2 separate regions of the Mus musculus genome follow, and region 2 is linked to region 1. The links are chromatin contacts, found by POLR2A ChIA-PET in ENCODE. All regions are on one chromosome and are shown on one strand. The core of a region is the stretch at or near the end of the contact, and the rest is flanking DNA. Distances in the headings are between cores, read along the strand shown. Region 1 overlaps Foxk1 (forkhead box K1). Region 2 holds the start of Tnrc18 (trinucleotide repeat containing 18).

Evidence for each region. ChIA-PET counts read pairs that join two places held with the same protein, here RNA polymerase II (POLR2A).
Region 2: POLR2A ChIA-PET joins it to region 1 with 11 read pairs in Patski. The contact joins the promoter of Tnrc18 here to the enhancer-like site in region 1. POLR2A ChIA-PET finds 5 or more read pairs at or near these places in 2 of 5 experiments (Patski and embryonic stem cell).

What each region holds. Positions count from the first base shown.
Region 1 is chr5:142,437,187-142,443,707 of GRCm38, reverse strand. All of the region lies in intron 2 of Foxk1 (forkhead box K1), which reads right to left. Among named protein-coding and RNA genes, the nearest start is that of Ap5z1, 23 kb to the left of the region's middle. Within about 2 kb of position 5,122, at least 1 of the 3 ENCODE cell types and tissues checked has a DNase peak (open chromatin) inside an H3K27ac peak, as active enhancers do.
Region 2 is chr5:142,813,869-142,820,972 of GRCm38, reverse strand. It overlaps Tnrc18 (trinucleotide repeat containing 18), which reads left to right and starts at 3,311. Exons shown (of 28, transcript NM_001122730.3): 1 at 3,311-3,701; 2 at 5,528-5,958. The coding sequence starts at 5,772. It overlaps Gm31365 (a long non-coding RNA gene), which reads right to left. Exons shown (of 3, transcript XR_377182.4): 2 at 6,625-7,104; 3 at 4,981-6,221.

The DNA of each region.
Region 1 (6,521 bases), core at 3,873-6,372:
AACCAAAGACGATGGAACTTTACTGGGGAGAGGGAGGAGACGTGAAATCCAAAGTCCCTCTCGGAAACACGAGGCCCTGACGCAGAAGGACGCCTGCAAAGGGCAGGCCATGCGGGACAAGCCAGAGGGGCCCTAGGGGAGTCCCTCCACTGTGGGAACCGCACGACACCCACCATTTACTGCTGAGTTTGAACAAAAGGGCAGAGAAGGAAGATCTTCAGAGGCAAACACTGCAGACTTATCCTCAAGCATGTCTGTGCCCTGCGCAGGTGAGGTGCTCTGCGCAGGTGAGGTAGGTGCCCTGCGCAGGTGAGGTGCCCTGCGCAGGTGAGGTGCCATGCGCAGGTGAGGTAGGTGCCCTGCGCAGGTGAGGTGCCCTGCGCAGGTGAGGTAGGTGCCCTGTGCAGGTGAGGTGCCCTGTGCAGGTGAGGTGCCCTGCGCAGGTGAGGTGCCATGCGCAGGTGAGGTGCCCTGCGCAGGTGAGGTGCCCTGCGCAGGTGAGATAGGTGCCCTGTGCAGGTGAGGTGCCCTGTGCAGGTGAGGTACCCTGTGCAGGTGAGGTGCTTGCAGGCAAGCCTGACAGACAATGCAAGTTCAGTTCCCTGAACCTGCCTGCGTGGTAGAAGGGTGTAGCACGGTGTGTGCGCGCACATACATACTAATAAATACATGGATTTTGTTTTGTTTTGTTTTTTGTTTTTGTTTTCAAAAAGAATGTGTTCTTCTAAGGTAAGTGTCATGTTACTTAAGTCCCTGGAGCTCCTTCAAAAGATTAACTTTGCTTCTGAAACCACAAAGTACCCAAGGTGGAAAACACCCTAATATTAGGTACTCGTTTAAAAATCGTGTGCATATGATGTGTGTATATGTAATTATATATGTATGTATGCATGTATGTGTGCAGGTCAGAGGACAGCTCAGCTAGCTGGGCTATACGCTATCTTTGCATAGGTTCTGGAGATCTGAACTTGGTCTCACCACTGACCAGCCCAGCCCAATATCAGCTACCTTTAGGCAGTCTTACGGCAGGAGAGGGGAGCCATCGCCCTATATCTGGGGGTCTGATACTGGATCTGGGCTCTCAGGCCTTTGCCAGGCCAGGTCTATGTTTTTCGAAGACTTCTCACCGGTGCGACATCTGGGGAGGAAGGGCTGTCCAGTGCAGACACGGTGACCATACAAAAGTTCCCTGCAGGCTGATGAGACAGAGCCCAAGTGGTGCTACACAGGGACACACACCTCAGATGCAGCCACTGGGATCCCAGGAGAACTGGGATGGCCCCCACCAAGCTCGACTGGAAACCCAATGTTGCAGCACCCCAGACAGTGCAGGATGACACACAAACAGCAGGGACAGGCCAAAGGAACACGGAGGGCCCTAAACCCGCTGGTGGGGAGAAACCAAGTTGTCAGATGGGAAAGGAAACAAGGTAAGGCCTGTTGGTGCAGACAGGGACAGGAAACAGCAGACTCAGTGTCCGTAGATGCCTAGAACATTCGATGCCGCCTTCAAGTTCTAATGTGATCACAGGAAGGTTACACAACCTGAAGGAAGCACCAAAGTTTGCCAGGAAGACAAGCATTCAGGAGGCTCCTTTTCCAGAGGTACGCATGCAGAGACCTCCAGGTGTCCCTGAAGTCCTAGACAGCACAGAGCCTGACACACACCATCGCTTCCTACGTTCCTACGTTCCTACTCCACGATAAAGCGTGGCCTGTAACTTACCGGCAGAACTTGCTGTGCTGCTGGTCTTTGGCACGCCTGAATTTGACCCTCCCCGCCCTCTCCCAGTACTGATGCATGCCAGGTTAAGTGATCTACCATGGGGCTTCATCCCCAGCCCACAGTGCAGACTGGGTAATCCAGCCACCCACCAGATACACTGGGCAGGGAGTCACACACAGGGGAGGAGCTATGCAGCGCTGCACTTGATTGAAGACTTGTAACTTGCTCATTTTCTGCAGTTTTCCACTTGGTATTTTTGGACTGTGCATAACTGAAACCACAAGCAAGTGAAACTAAGGCTGGGAGTGGGTTGGGGTGGGGAGGGGAGGGGCGGGGCTCGGTGGGGTGCTAGACTTCTGATGCAGACTGGGGTGCTCTCCAAACGCAAATCTCCGAGAGCACAGGAGACTGAGCTAGCCCTAGCCCGCAGTAAAGTAGAACTGTACTACAGCTCCATGACTAAGGGGGCCAGTTCTCTGATGCCGACTTCCCTTCATTCACATCACCACTGCTAACCTTTGCTACACGTGTACATGCAGGGGGCGGGCACGGCACTGCACAGCCTGGGTGTGGAAGACGGCAACTTTAGGGACTCAGCTCTCCCCTCCACCATGCGGCTTCGGGACTGAGCTCAGGTCTTCAGGCTCGGGAGGGAGCACCTTCCTTTACTCACTGAGCCATCCCACCAGCCTTTCCATCTTAATTTTGGGACAGGGTCTGTAACAGAAGCGAACCCTGAGTTCCCAGTTTCAGCCAGACAGGCTGGCCTCAGATCTGCAATCTTCCTGCCTCAGCGCCCTGGGTGCAGGGATTCCTGGTAAATGCCTGGTGCTGGGACCCACAGGCTACTTTCATGGCTGCTATGGCAGTCTGCTGAAGTGTAGTCCCACGGAGCCTGCTTTAGCCTCAGTAGCCTCAGCAAATGATTAACCAGCTCCCTGTTTTCCTAAATCACTTGCTCTTCACAGAAAGAAAGGTCAAAACACTGCCGAAGCTGCAGTTTCTTTCAAAGAGCTCATTCATCTGCTGGGCGGAGCCCTGCAGGCAGGGACAGCCCCCCCAAAAAAACCCAACATACACACAACTCAAAACCACAGCGGAACAACCCGCCCTGGGAAATAAGGAGCCACCCAACAAACTGAAGCCAGCCTGGTGGGGGGGGGGTGGGGGGGGGGTGGAGTGAGGCAAAGGTACCGAACCCTGGGATCCGCTCCATGGAGGGAGGAGCCACAGCTGGGAGGTCCCCAAGCCTTCGGTGCCCAGGTCGGCCAATAGGGACCCGCTAGCAAAGCTCACCAAATTAGGCAAGCAGACTGAGCAGGGCGGGGCCCACTGCTGCGGGCTGGGAAGTCAAACCCTTTCCCCAAGCCTGCCCCACCCTGGCTCCCGCTGCCTGGGAGAGGAAGGGCAGGGCGTGTTTGTAAACACGTGGGCTCCACCCCTACACAGAAACTCAAACTGAGAAAGTCTTGGCAGGCGAACCTCCAGCGGCCGGCCGCTGAGCTTTACAAAAGCTCAATGGAATTCCTCAGTGTGGAGATAAACGGATGTCAACAGAGATCTTTTGTTGTGACACTTAAAGGCCCAGGGAGTCCAGAGCAAGTCCCAAGCCACTGTCAACAGCGACTGCGGACAGAGTGACCACGCACCCGTGGGAACTCAGGAGGAGCCAAGGGCCTGCCCCCTCCCAGCAGTACCAGGAATGTGGCAGACACAAAGTCGGGACTCCAAGGGAGCACTGGGGACACCAAAGCACCAACTGCTGGGCGGGGGTTCGGGGAGAGGGGGAGGTCTTTACAGCCACTGTGCCACCTGACCAAAAGCCACTCTACACCCGACCTATGATCACTCAGTGTCTTAGCCAGCTGGCTGCTGTTTTGTTTTTGAGACAGGGTCTCATGTAGCTGGGGTATTACACACGGCTTTTGATCCTCCAGCCTCCACCTGCCCAGAGCTGGGGCTGCCATGGGCCACTGCGTCTGCTGTTATCAGTGCTCAGGATCTTGCAGGCTTTCTTGGCAAGCAGCGCTCCACCAACCAGCCCCACTCCCAGCACGCACCACTTTTTCTTTGTATTGTCAATGAGAAACGTTGAAGCCAGGCATGCTTGTGCCTTTAGCCCCAGCTCTGGGGAGGCAGACGCACACAGGATAATTGAGGCCAGCCTATGTAGTGAATTCCAGAGTTACAAAGTGAGATCCTGTCTCAAAAACAAACAAACAACACAAAAAACTACACTATTCAATCCCACAATCACGTACCCTACCTAGTACTGGATATTGAACCAAGAGCCTTTGTTTGTTTGTTTGTTTGTTTGGAGATGAGGCCTCACTATATAGTCCTGGTGTTTCTATAACAAATAACGTAGCCGGCTGGCCTTGATGTGACCCTCTGGCCTCAGCTCCCAAGTGCTGGGATTTCAGGTGTGTGCCACCATGCCATGCCGGGCTAACCTAGGGCCCCTTTCAGGCCCCTAAAGTGTCTACCCCTGAACTCATCCAGGTCCTCTTCTTATTACAGGATGACAGGGTACCACTTGTTGCCCAGGCTCATTTTGGTCCTACTCAGTAGCCCAGGCTGGCCCTGAACATGCTTTTAGGGCTGCCCCACCTGTTTCTCATGTGAGTGTCGTGTGCTTGCTCAAAGCCACATGATTTCCCATGTAAATAACAGAAAGGCTACAACTTTCTTAACTGTTGGGAAGCCAGGAGCCCCAGCAATAGGTGACAAGAACCACTGGTGGGAGGGGCTTTGTGAGGAACCCTCAGTCTCTCAGTGACTGAATCATTCATTTTATATAAACAAACACCTGCACCTGCAATCCCAGCATCTGGGAGGCTGAGTCAGGAAGATTACTGCAAGTTTCAGGCAAGCCTGGGTAACAAACTGAGTTCTGAACCAGCCTCACTGCAGTGAGACCCCGTCTCAAAAAGCAAATCAGGGGCTCGGGCGGCCCTGAGGGTAAAGGTGCTTGCAGTCGAGCTGGTGGGAAGGAGAGCAAAGACTCCCACAGGCTGTTCTCTGACCTTCACATGCCCCTCCCAACAAATACATACATACATACATACATACATACATACATACATCAATATAGCTTACAAAAGAAACAGTATCAGAACAAGTCGCCCACACAGGGCCTCCCGACTGCTCTGACTGCCCTGACCTCTAAGGGGACCGGCCTGGGGCCCCGTCCAAGTTCAGCACCTGGAAGACATGCTCATGCGTTTGGAATGTGGGTCTTAAGAACAGGGAGGCTCCCAGACTGAAAAGAAGCTGGGAAGAAGCAGTCTCTGATGAAATCAATGGCTGAAGGACACGCGGCGGGTGCTGAGCACAGGCTGGCTGTCAACTCTCACCACCGCCTTCCTTCCGCGGCCTTTGCCATCACTGCAGGCTTCACAGCCTGGAAGATGTGGGCGGCTGCTGTGGGAAGCAGCTATGGTGTGTCCTACCCAGGAGACACAACCCACAGTCCACATGTCCAGAACAACAATGGGCTGGCTCTCCACCTCAGCTCTGGGCTTGCAGATTCCCAGGCTGTACCTGTCGCCAGCGTCAGGAAAGAGGACGGACTCCAAAGGACCCGTGTACAGACATTACATGGTAGGAAACAAAATAAGTTCACCAAGACAAACCAAGGGACCCATACACATATACACACACGTATGTGTGTTCAAGTGCAGTGTGTGCTCACACTTATCCCTGCTGATACTCTTAACCATCTTTGGTTTCCACCAGGAGGAAGGACATCTTCAGATGTCATCCCCTGACCTTGAACCTCCAGAACTGAGAATAAAAATCTCCCTTATGTATAAACTTTAAAAGGATCCAACTCCAGCCAAGTGTGGGGCTGCCCAGCTGGGATCCCAGCTGACCAAGGTAGGAGGCCCAACGGTTCCAGGCCAGCTTGAGCATCCGGAAGCTTCCATAGCAACCAGCTGGGGGCGAGGTTGTGGATATGCCTCAGTGGCAAAGTCCCTAAGCCAGTGTGCTGCTTCAAGTAAGAATGGCTCCTAGAGACAGGTCATGTATTGGAATTAGTGGTCCCCAGGTGGTGGAATGTTCAGGAAGGATTACAAAGTATGCCACTAGGGATGGGCTTCAAGGCTTCAAAGCCCGCATCAGGTCCAGCTGTCCCCCATCTGCCCCTCCTGCCTGCACATCTAGTTGCCGCCCAGTGCCATGCCTGCTTCCAGCCCCTCAACCAGGAGTCATGGACTCACCCTCTGAGACTGTAAGCAAGCCCCTAATTAAATTAAATTTTATAAGTTGCCTTGGTCATGGTGTCTCATTACAGACAGAGAAAAGAGTCTTAGCGTCTTAGTTAAGGTTATACTATTGGTACTACAAAACACCATGACCAAAAAGCAAGTTCAGGCAAAAGGGGGTGTATCTGGTGTACACTTTCATATTGCTGTTCACCACTGAACTCAACGAGGGCAGGATCCTAGAGGCGGGAGCTGATGCAGAAGCCATGGAGGGGCGCTGCTTACTACCTTGTTCCCCAGGGCTTCCTCAACCTGCTTTCCTATAGAACCCAGGACCACCAGCCCAAGGATAGCCCCACCCACAATGTACTCTATCACTAATTGAGAAAATGCCTTACAGCTGAATCTCATGGAGGCATTTCCTCAACAGAGGCTCCTTCCTCTCTGTTGGCTCTAGCGTGTGTCAAGTCGACACAAACCCAGCCAGTACAACTGATTCCTTGACTTAACACACAAACACATCACTACTAAGCCACAACCCTTCCTTTCTTATTCATCCCCAAGATATCACATTAAAAACATAATTA
Region 2 (7,104 bases), core at 2,062-4,561, 380 kb before region 1:
CATGCCGGACCAGGCAGGCCAACCCGGTGGGTTGCCCGGGAATTGCGTCCTTGGACTTCGCGGAGGTCCCCCACGATTTTCTCTCCAGTCAGTACAACACACACACACACACACACACACACACACACACACACACTGCGTCAACAGAATTTTTCTGGCCACGGATCCCACCGGGTAAACAAGCGTGGGGGATGGGACGCGGAAGATGGCGCTTGGACTCTTGGTCCCTGCGGTTGTCTCCAGCTCAGTTTCAGGACGAATATACAGGGCTTTTGTAGATAAAGTGTGGCCCAGCCCGGCTTGGAGGTTATTTCCCCAGACCTGGAGACTCTCTGAAGTGGTGGTGTAGTGTAGCCTCTGCTTCTCTAGAAATGTCCCCACGCCCCAACATGGCTCCCGACCACTGTTAAATGTGGGGGACACAGGGACAAGGAGACCTGGCCTGTGCACCGCACGTTGTACTTGGCAGCCTTGAGAGTTGCAGGGGTTTGCTCAGTGTTCCCCTCCCGGGGGCCAGGGATCGGGGCCACCGTTCCCCAGGTTCAGCGCACCCGGTGGCCTGAGGGCCGAGTGGCAGGTCGAGAGGGGACTGGGGAGCCGAGCCGTACATTCCAGAGGGGAGCGGGTCGAGTTCCGCCCCAACCTCAGCCCTAATGAAACTCTGGGTCGGTCGGTATGCCACGCCGACGGGGCGCACACTTGAAAAATGCAAACGCCATCGGCAAATCCGGGGCAAATTGGAATAATTTTTTATTAGCAGCTAAATGATTTATGGCACACATACCCCGCCGTCACAATTACGGCGTCTTGGAGCATCCAGGGGTGAAAACATTAAACATTTATAAAAACAGGCCTTTGTTTTTTTCCAACCCCGCAAGCCTTTTGCACAATCCCCCCACCCCACTCCGACTCTCTCAAGATACATATTTTTTCTTGAGCTGTATTAAAATAAGAAAAACATTCTGGATCCCGGGAGGGATGAGGGGGTTGGGGGGAGACCAGGGCCTGCGCTCTGAATATTGGAGGGCGTTGGGGGGTGGGGGAAAGCGAGCGACTGAGGCGTGGGAGGGTTTAACTAGGAACCCACAAAGGCCTCTGGATAAGACTCAAGGGCACTAGGCGCCCCCCACCCCCTCAGCCCGTTTCTCTCTTGTTTCCAGAAGCCCTCGCAGCTTAACAGCATTTATTTTATTTCTTGCAATCAACTCCCCCCCTCCCCTAAGGCACACAGACACAATACCTCCTTTCTCTAACCCCCCTCTCTCCGTCTTTGCTCCTGCCGGTCCCCGGGCAGCACCGGTCGCCTCCGGTCGCCCCTGGCTGCCACTGAGACCCCGTCGCCCAGCTCCGAGCGCGCGGACACCGCCGCTCAGTTCCCCTCAGCTCCGGCTATTTTCGTTCTTTTCTCTCCCTCTCCCTCTCTCTTCTCCCTCCTCTCTCCTCCCCCCACCGAGCTCCAGCTTCTAAAAGAGGGCAGCCTAGAAACCAGCCCAGAAAGCTCCAGGAAGGGCAACTTGAAACTGCTCTCAAGAGGCTGAATTTTTTCCCCCCTTCAAATTTATCCTGGAATTAAATTAGACACCCCCAGCTCTCTCTCGAATCTTCCCTCTTTTTTTTTCCTTCTAAAAGTGGAGGAAAGAAAAATAGAACGGATGAGCACTAACTAGCTCATTAAAAAAAAACTCTCAAAAATTGCCTTAAAAATGGATTTTCTTAAAAAAAAAATAGCAGCAGCAGGAAAACGCTGAGTCCGCAGAGCAGGGCGAAAGAGCGGGCTTCTTTTGTTTTAATTAAAACCCTATAGTTGCTCTCGAGGTAGGATCTGCAAGGCTCTCTGTCTTTCCAAGCTTCCTTTCCAGGGTAGGTAATGCCTAGCTGGGCTCGGGCTCCGAGAGGGTGCAGGGGATCTCCCCACCCTTTAGAACGGGTCCCTTCGGCAAGGATCACACTCCCTGGGTCCCCAGTCAGGTAGACTGCCGTCGGCGGCTCCCTGCCACTTAACTTCGAAAGTTTTTTTTTTTTTTTTTTTTTTTTTTTTGCTGAAAGAGCAAAATAAAAGTACAAAGTCTGGGGGATTAGTGCTCCCCTCCCCCTCTGGCCGCCGTGGCCAGCCAAGCACTTTTGGGCTTGGCTTGCTTCCTCTGAGCTCAACAGATTTTTTTTTTTCCCTTTCCCGGTCTCGCCCTCCCTGGAGGGGGCGCGGCGGATGGAAGGCGAGAGAGGCCCCCAGCCAAGAGGTTTTTAATATTACACCTTAATAGGTTTCAGAAGGCCCCGTGGAGAAATGCTAATAGGGCTGAAATGTCAGAACCGAGAGGGATTCAGCTCGCGTTCCGCCGATCTAATCCTTTTTTCTGCTCTGGTTTTTCTTGGCGGGGAAAGGGGGAAGGAGGGGCGCCCACGCCAAAAGGGGCTTTGGGGAGGGGCGCGCGGTGCGCACTCGGCCGCAGAGCCCCACAGCCCGGGTTTCTATAGGAACCTTTTATAAGATGCAACTCACCGCTGCCGACCGCCGCGGCCTGTCCAAAATATTAATCAGTAAAGCCTTCTGACACCGCGTTTCAGGGAGGGGACCCGCAGGCAGGGGCAAAAGGAAAAAAAAAAGGCCTTGTCGCCTGCCTGCCCACCCCACCCGACCGCGACTGCTAGGGGGAAAGGGAATGAATCGCTGCTTTATTTTAAAAGGCGAGAGTGAGCGAGCAAGCGAGAGAGAAGCAGGCCTTGTTATTTTTCGTCTGAACCTCGCTCTTTGGAGTGGCACCCTAGAGAGGGAGCGCCGGGCGCGGGCGCAATGAGCAGCTCGCCGGTTCCCGGCTCTTCCCGGCTAGCTTGTCACCTCCTCCCGAAGAAGGAAGCTGACAGGAGGCCTTGCAATGCCCGGGATTGCGGCGACAACCATCTTCCTCTATTTTGATCACTCAGCCCAGACGCAGGAGGAGGGGCTGGGATGTGGGGGGAGGGAGAAGGAGAAAGAAGGGGGGGGTCTGCTGGAGCTGGTGTGGGGGAGGGCTGCCTAGAAACGGCTCGGAAAAATTCTCACCACCAGTTTTGATCATTCAGCCCCGCCGTGGGGAGCCTGGAAACTGCTGGAGCCCCGAGGTCCGTAATTGGTTTTATAGGAATGGCTGAGGGCCAAGGTGTTTACATGCGCGTGATGGGCGGCGAGCGGGACCAATGCGCTGCGGCCGGGGGCTGGCCCGAAGGGGGGGGCGGGCACCCGGGAACAATGCGTGTTTCTTCGCCTGCGAGGCTCCCCTCCCCCGTCCCCCTTAAGCCCCCCCTTCGCTTTTTTTTTTTTTTTTTTTTTTTTAGATCCAGCGAGAGGAACTTGAAAGGGGGGTTGTGTAATGTACCTTTTCCAATCCCGGGCTGTATATGGAGATTTGGGATTCTTTAAACCGGCGCTACCTGGATTTTATTAAAAAGCGGGGAGCTCGGCGGGAGGAAAGCTGGCTTTTCCGGGGGCTGCGGGAGCGGGGCCGCGGGAGGGCGGAGGAGTTGGCGCGCCGCGCGCCCGGCCCGGGGAGCGGTTTTCTACCAAAAAAAGGAAAGGCGGGCAAAAAGTGTGAGGCGGCTGCGGGTGGCGGAGGGGAGCGGCGGCCGAGGGATGGCGGGCAGTACGGGCGCCTAGCCGCGCCAGGAACCGCGGCGGTTGCCGGAGTCGCCGTCGGAGCCTGGAGCCCGGAGCCCCGCCGCGCCAGGTACGCTCCGGGCCCCGATGCTCCCCGAACTTGTGCAGCGTACCCCTTGGGTCCGCAAAGCAGAAGGTCCCCGAAACAGTCGGGGTCCCCAGAAGGGAAGCGGAGGGCAGGGATCAGGGGGAGAGGACGCATCGCTGCGCCTTGGACTCCCACCCGAGCTCTCAGTCTGCAGCACCGCCGAGGGCGGCGGTTCCCTACTTGGTTCCCGGCAGGCGGCGGGCTAGCCCGGGGACGCCGAGACGGTTTCGATTATAGGCTGTTTTTAATTAAAAGCCGGAATTCAGCCATTTTAGCTGCATTTAAGAGGGGAAAAGTAGAGAAGGACGCAGTGGAACCCCGCAGATAGCCACGCCAGCTTCTCGACCATGGCAAAGGCTGCTCCGTAGGGCTTCACCCCGACTTCCTTAAAGTGGGGCGCCTGGGCTCTGCCTTTTTCAAAACGCTGCCTTTAATGAATATTATCTTTAAGTGTATGCGGGAAGCTCCTGGCGCCTTTGAGACAAGTATCCCGGGCTGTGACGATCCTAGATTTTTTCAAAAGTAAACGCGATTCTGGTAACCAGAGCCTGATAAAGAGCGAGGGCGGGCGAGAGGAAGAGGGGGTGTTGTAACCAAAGCCACGTTAAAATAGGCGTCCTTAGCAAAGTTGGGGGAAGAGGACTTTTGGGTCTGGGCGTAGGGCGGCTGGTCACCCGGGAGCTGTGGCTTAGTCTCCGTCTGCTAGAGCGCCCCGGTTCTCCCGGAACCAGGGGGTCTAGAGTAGCCTGGGGCTGGTAGTCAGGGAGGGAAGGGTGGGCTCTCTGAGACCTCCCTACCCCCTCGGGAACAGGAAAGCGACAGATCTTTTAAACAAACAGCTTAAATAGGACTTACAGGAGGGTTTACCCGATGCTGGGGAGGCGCCCCTCCGCTGGCCCGCGCTGTTAAGTTATTTTTTTTCCTTTGTAGGTTATTTTGGGGGTGTGTGGGTCACAAAGCTAGGGTAGAATTGAGATCTTTGGAGACCCCTTCTTTCTTCTCTGATGATCCCCAAATCCTCCACACCAAGCCACGTTCTCCGGGCATCGGTATTCCCAGGCCCGGGCGTTGGAAAATGAAACCAAATCTTGTTTTGAAGGAGTCTTTTTCCAGTTCACGGGCGAGAATGCCACGTCTCGGGGACTCGGATTCTGCGACTCCCAATGGCCCAACGGGGGCAGCAGGAGGGGGGCGGTGATCTTCCTTTAAAAATAAACCCGTTTCGTATCTGACCTTGGTAAACAACAACAAAAAGCCCCTAAACCGAACACCCCTTTTATTATTATTATTATTATTCGCGGCTCACAAGGAGAAAAAAAAAAGGGAGACGAGGGCCCTAAAAAGGTTAAACATTAAACTTTGCGAATCAGATAGTTGGTATGGCGTTATGGACACATTTCAACCAACTCAAAAGCATTCGAAGTTTTAAACCTCCAGAGCTTGTGACGCCTGAAAAATAAACTACGGGTTTGGATTTAGCTGAACGGGCGCGGTCTGTTGAGTGGCCTTCCCCAGTTAGGGAGAACTTCGTAGGCAAGAGACGGGGCTGGGACACAGCGAGCCGGGCCGCTTCCCTGAGCCACGTCCCTGGGAACCCTGAACTGCTGGAGGAAGGACCCTAGGTTTTCGCATTTCGAGGAGAGGGGGCGGCTACTCCCGATTTTATTTCTGGCCACCAGCTCGGTTCGCTACTCTCCTACCCTGAAGGGCGAGGCGACTTTCTGAAACTTGTTTTCTTTTTTTTCTCTTTCCCCTCCCCTTTTCCCCCTTCCCTCTTCTGTGTCTTCCGCGGTCTTCCCTCACCAAAGATACCGTGTACGCCTCCTTCCTCATCTCCGCTCAGCCGCCCGGAGGGGACTCACCGCGGGCGGTTCATGCGCCCCGGGCCGCGGGCCCGTGGTTGAGCGCAAGCCCCGCTGGCCGCCGCCATGCACGCCGCGGAGCGCCCGCCACCCGAGGACACTAGGACTACATCGAGGCCGAACTTTTAAGTCCCACTGAAGCAGGCCGGCGGGCCGGGTGGGGAGGCTGATCGCGGCACTCCCGCGGAGGATGGATGGCCGAGATTTCGGGCCCCAGCGGTCCGTCCACGGCCCCCCGCCGCCGCTGCTGTCCGGCTTGGCCATGGACAGCCACCGCGTGGGCGCGGCCACCGCCGGACGCTTGCCCTCCTCGGGCTTGCCAGGTCCCCCGCCGCCCGGGAAATACATGGCCGGTCTCAACCTTCACCCGCACCCGGGTAAGTGTTGCGCACTGTGCTAGCACCCACCCTCCAGCTTTGATGGGGATATTAGGGCGGGAGCCCAGGTCAAACCTAGGCGGCTGGAGCTGGGCGTCTCTGTCCGGTTTCACCAGGGTGTGCAGGAGGCTCGCTCAGCTGCTAGCGCAGAGGTCGGTCTCCAGGAAGACAGACCTGTCCCTAGTGTACCAGATAGTCTCAGTCCTCCTGAGGCTCAAGTGTCTGCAGTCACAACCACTCTGGGGGATCCCAGTCCGAGGGCTCTTGAGGAAGAGGAGTTTGCAAAAATAAAATAAAAATAAATAAATAAAAACCTGTAGGCGCGAAAACAGCGTGTCAGCTCCACACCCCAGGAGACAGACAGCCGCTCCCGTATGGGTCTTTTTCTTGGCAAGCACTGGTGGGTCTTGGGTTATGTCCCTGTGTGTAGCCGCGTCCCCGGCGGTTCCACGCCTCCAAGGGTGGGTGTGGGAGAATGAAGGAGAATAGTGACCACAGTTTTAGGAGCCTGAATCTGTGGTGAACCCTTAAGATCTTAGGGACGCTGGTTATCTGGGGAAGATATAGGTCGGTGCAACCCAGCCGGCACTCTAGCAGAGCCCGACTTCAGGGGGTACCCCATGGTGACACGCAGGAGGTGGTGGCTGAGAAGGCCCAATCCCTTACCGTTCCCTGGGCTGCACAGGGAAGGAGCAGAGGGACAGGCGGGACTGAGCCAAGTCTTGGTCACCGTGCGCCGGAAGACAGGGAGTCTGGGACCTGCAGATCTGCCTGGTGGCGGCTTCGTAAGCCGGTCCCTCCTCCCCGGCTGCTCCTCACTTCTACGCTTGGCTTAAGGAGAACACTTCAGCTCTTCCTTTAAAAAACAAAACAAAACAAAACCTGGTCGATTTCCCCAGGAACTCGCTCCCTCGTCCTTTGGAACAAGACTTGGACACCCTGGGGGCTCAGAGCCACCACTTTAGTATCTTCCCCTGCCCGCCAGGATGACCACGGCTCGCCGAATTAGCCTCTGCCTTTGATATTTTTCTCCTGGAACTTTTCTAGAATTGGGAGTCCGGGACTCAGCGGGACAAAGGGCCTTTGTGAAGCGCCGGCGGGGGAGGGGCGAGCAGAGATCCCCGCCGGCGGGGGCGCGGGGACCCG